2 separate regions of the Homo sapiens genome follow, and region 2 is linked to region 1. Evidence: chromatin loops called from intact Hi-C (ENCODE). Cell type or tissue: B cell. All regions are shown on one strand.

What was found. A loop is a pair of places that touch in the nucleus more often than their neighbours do. Peaks named below come from ENCODE experiments on the same cell type or tissue, not always from the same donor. Only the 100,000 strongest peaks of a DNase experiment are listed, where the experiment ranks them.
Region 2: it touches region 1 in a loop (2.8-fold over the local background); 12 of 110 quality-filtered maps call a loop at or near these places.

What each region holds. Positions count from the first base shown.
Region 1 is chr14:60,323,452-60,325,951 of GRCh38, reverse strand. LINC02322 (long intergenic non-protein coding RNA 2322) reads right to left here. Exons shown (of 2, transcript NR_146481.1): 2 at 2,045-2,341. Among named protein-coding and RNA genes, the nearest start is that of LINC02322, 1.5 kb to the right of the region's middle. In B cell, a CTCF peak has its summit at 957; no DNase peak of the experiment used is centred here.
Region 2 is chr14:60,271,521-60,274,020 of GRCh38, reverse strand. The region is part of intron 1 of PPM1A (protein phosphatase, Mg2+/Mn2+ dependent 1A); the gene reads right to left. Among named protein-coding and RNA genes, the nearest start is that of PPM1A, 24 kb to the right of the region's middle. In B cell, no CTCF peak of the experiment used is centred here; no DNase peak of the experiment used is centred here.

The DNA of each region.
Region 1 (2,500 bases):
TGGCTCACACCTGTAATCCAAGCATTCTGGGAGGCCAAGATGGGCAGATCACTTGAGGCCAGGAGTCTGAGATCAGCCTGGACAACATGGCAAAAACCTGTCTCTACTAAAAATACAAAAAGTAGCTGGGTATGATGGTGCATGCCTATAATCCCAGCTACTTGGGAGGCTGAGACACCAGAATCACCTGAATTCAGGAGGTGGAAGTTGCAGTGAGCTGAGATTGTGCTACTGTACTCCAGCCTGAGAGAGCAAGACTGTGGGGCAAGAGATTCTGCAATTCTAAGAAGCATCTAAGTGAAGTCAAAGCCCTGGTTTTATGAACCAGGCTTTGAGTAGCAAAGGCTAGCGGGGTTTGAAAGTAAACTAAACTCTCTGCCAGGAAAAATCCATGATCTTATTTTCAGGCCATCTCAAAGTCTCCTATGGCTTTATGACACCTGTCAACATGCAAAAGAGATAACTCCAACCACCACATAAGCCAATGAAAAGAAAACCAAGCCAAGTGCGGGTGCAGTGGCTCATGCTTATAATCTCAGCACTTTGGGAGGCCAAAGTGGGAGGATTCTTGAGGACAGGCATTTGAGACCAGCCTGGGAATCATAGCAAGACCTCATGTCTTTAAAAAAAAAAAAAAAAAAAAGTTTAAATTAGCCAGGTGTGGTGGTGTGCACCTGTAGTCCCAGCTACTTGGGAGGCTGAGCCAGGAGGATCACTTGAGCCCAGCAGTTTGAGACTGCAGCTGCAGTGAGCTATGCACCACTGCGCTCCAGCCTGGGTAACAGAGTTAGATGCTGTCAAAAAAGAAAAGAAAAGAAGGAAAGGAAGGAAGGAAAGAAGGCAGGCAGGAAGGCAGGAAGAAAGAAAAAAGAAAGAAAGAAGGAAAGAAAGAATAAAAGAAAGAAAGAAAGGAAAAGAAAAGAAAAAAGAAAGAAAGGACAGAAAAGAAAAGAGACAGAAGAAAAGAAAAGAGAGAAAAGAAAAGAAAAAGAAAAAGCAAACCGGAAGCCAGGGTGAGGAACACTGCTTTGGATGAAAACATTTAACAATGAACAGTATCTCCTTGAATTGGAAAGTATTTATAGGAGAACTTAAAAGAGAGAACTTTTTCTGGACAACATTACCATCCCTATTCTCACAATTCCATTTCTTCAAGATAGCTTTAGTAGTAAACAGAGTTGTCATATGTGTAATGGGGCAGATGATCAAGTGCAGTGGCAGCTGGGGTGTAAGAGCTGCTATATCTATGCTAGTAACATTTGGTCCAAAGCTGAGCCAGCTCAGAACCTAGATGTTTCTCTGAATTCTGGAGATAGTGAGAACCAGCCACTTTGTCAAGAGATTCCATTCAGCTGTCAACATGATGGCACAAGTCGGTAAAGCAAAATTTAAAAATGTTTAAACTTGAAAATGTCCACAGTAATATTTATAGTTAGCCTAAATGAAAAGGCTTTACATGTACTATCTCATTTAATCCTTGCAATAATCTTATAGATAATTACTATTATTATCCCGATTTTACAAATAAGACAACAGAGCTCAGAGAAGGCAAGACACTTGCCCTACTTTGAAACTAAACTAGAAACTAGTGTTTCTAGAAACACTTTCTAGAAACTAGAAAGTGGCAGAGCCAGGATTGGAACCCATTCGTTTGATTCCAGAGTCCCCACATTAAGCTCAACAGTGTGATAACAAAGCTAGTTTGCCATTGGGGATTTTCTGTCAATATTCCTGCTGCTATAAGCAGTGTGTTCATGTTTTCCTTAGTGTTTGGTCTAAATATTTTTCAAAAGCAGTCTTTTAATTTTTTAATTAGCTTGGTTCCCCAACAATAAAGCTCTTTAAAGGTCAGATGTTAACTTAATCCTCTTTGGGTTATCGTTGAAAAAGATCAGCCGAATTGACCTTGACAAAACTGCCTCCAAGGCTTGGGGACAGACAGTCTCTTTGATATCAGTGAACATAGTTAACTGCTGTCATGGTAAGGGGCATTTTCTATGCCTTTGATAGCAGGCAGATTTGTTTTTCTTGACAAGACCCCGAGTAAAAAGACTTAATATCCATCTTTAATGTGAATCGAATCATGCCCTGCTGACATTAGATCCTCAGCCCCAGGGAACACCAGGCTGGCTGCTGAGGGGCTGCATTAGGCCGATTCAATGGCCAAGAGCATGACAGGAGCCGAATTGCACGGCCAGCAAGGGCGGGCTCATCACATGCTCATCTGCCAGCCTGCACCGCAGAGCCAACCCAATGAAAAAGACAGCCAGGTCCGTGGTTCACATGCTCTTCCGTGAGGACAGCCAGGACTGCCAAGGCAGCAACCTAAACCGCAGTTTGCCTGAGAACAGAAATGTATCAGCTTTGAGTCAACACTGTAACAAATAGCTTTATACATAAAAAACACAAAAAGGCATTGCCGCCCAGGGCCTGTGCTGAGACAAAGATGAAGGTGTGCAGAACCAACCTCAGGGGAAATGCTGAGGCGAAGGACACTCAG
Region 2 (2,500 bases), 52 kb after region 1:
TTTTACCAGTGAATGGCACCATCACCCACCAAGGTGAATACAAACCAAGAACATTCACTGGGTGCGGTGTTGCATACTTGTAGTCCCAACTGCTTGGAGGCTGGGGCGGTAAGATTGCTTGAATCCAGGAGTTCAAGACCAGCCTAGGCAATATAGCAAGACCCCAACTCAGAAAAAGAAACAGAAACTAAGGATATCTTTGATACCTCTCTCTACCTCATCTCCCATCAGTCCATCATCAAATCCCATGGGTTATATGCTTCCTAAGCATTCTCAAATCTGTCCACTTTTTTCTACCAATGCCCTGGTCTCAAGTTACCATCATTCTCACTGCAGAATACTAGCGTCTTTAGTCTCTTCACGTGGATCCTGGCATCCCTCTAATTCATTCTCCAAACTGCAGCCTAAGTAAATCTTTCAAAATACAAATTTCACCATATCACTTCTGTACTAAAAGTTTCTCAATGGCTTTCCACTGCTGGGGGTAGGAGGTGGATAAATAACTGCTTAATATGGCTCACATGAAGGCCCTGGGAAGTCAAGCCCCTACGTACCTTCTCTAGCCGCATCTCACTTCATACTGTCCCTTCTCCTACATTCTCTACTCCAACCACAAGGGTTTTCTTACAGTACCTAGTACTCATCATACTTCCTTCCTCCAAATATATAAACAAATGCTACTTTCCCTACCTTAACAGCTGTTCTCTCATGTCTTAGATAATTCCTACTCATTCCTGAGATCTCAGCTCAAGCATCAATTCTTCAAAGGAGCCTCCTTTGAGTTCCCTAGGTCAACTCCCCAAGCACAGAGTATACAGTAAATCATTAATAAATATTTGCTGAATAAACTCAAAATCAGATGCAAATAACTCATTAACAAGGAGAGTGCACCCAAAAAGTAAATATGCATATAAAAAACAAGACTTTCTGAAGGAGAAACAGAGAAGCTATCATCAAAGAAATGAGAAGAAAGTGTTCCTCAGTTGAAGCCTTTTCAAAATTAACAAGCTCACTGAATTAATTGCTAAAAACCCACTCCTAGTTGTTCACAACTATAGAAATGCAAGGAAAAGAAAAAAAAATACTATAATGCAAGGTTCTAGACAAAAACATGAGCAATCATAAAAGGAAAGAGTATCAAATTGATATTAGCCATCTCAACTGCAAAACTGAATCCAAAAGATATTAGAGAATAAACCAAGTTCTAAGAGTAAAGGTTCATGAAACTAGAATAACGTATCACCAAACTGATAATGGATATGGATATAAAGAGCATCTGAGTGTACACTTAGGGTCTTCTGTGTCTTTTTTTTTTTTTTTTTTTTTTTTTGAGACAGAGTCTCACTCTGTCGCCCAGGCTGGGATGTGGCGGCATGATCTTGGCTCCCGGCTTCAAGTGATTCTGTGCCTCAGCCTCCCAAGTACCTGGGATTACAGGCATGTGCCACCACGCCCAGTTAATTTTTTGTTATTTTTAGTAGAGATGGGGATTCATCATGTTGGCTACGCTGGTCTCAAACTCCTGACCTCAAGTGATTCCCCTGCCTTGGCCTCTCAAAGTGCTGAAATTACAGGCATGAGCCACCACACCAGCCTCCTGTGTGTCTTAAAATGTCTTCCACCCTCATCCCCCCAACACTCCCCCTAGTGTACACACATTCCTGGATACAAAGTATACACTCATACCATCTTTATAAAAAACTTGTGAGAAAAAATTCCAGCCAAGCAAGTATCTACTCATTATATTTCAAAACCAAGTTCATCTCTATATGATTTTTCATTAGTTTAACTCTAATAACATGATTTAAAAAAAGAAGTAACCTGAATCTGTAAAAATAACACATCTAGAAAAACAAAATCAGGAATATAAAGTAAAAAGAACTTAGACTTGCCCAATTATCCAACAATAGGGAGACACTTCATGTCACATGACACATCAACATCAAAGCACATATGAAACATCAAAAAAAAAAAAAAATGGAAATACCTGTCACCACAAGATTAAAGTTAAAAATTATAGGTCTATCCAATATGCGATACTGGACAAGTCCTTTGGCTTAATGTCTAACTTTCCTCATCAATAAATAAGCAACCTTGATTATTTGTCAATTACCTTGTTCTGAGAAATGTATAAAATGTTACATGAGAAGACTAAAGTTCTAGGAATACCTAGGTAAATATCATTAGTAAAGTAATACTTTAAAATCATGTGGATGGAATTCCCATTAAAAAAAAAACCTCTTATTCTCAATATCAAGATTATAAGAGACACACAAAATTATTTTACTACAGCAAGACCAGCTTGTAAGAAATGAAAAGAAAAAAGCAGCTACAAACTAGGTTACAAACTGATAACCTGATAACCTGAATTTGACCTTCACGTATTTCCTCTCCCTAGAACAACATGCATTCTCGAGTCCCTAGCAATCCTTATTGACCACATCCAATTCAATTCATATACTTTTCCACCATGGCATCAGAGTTTGCATCATTCGGTAAA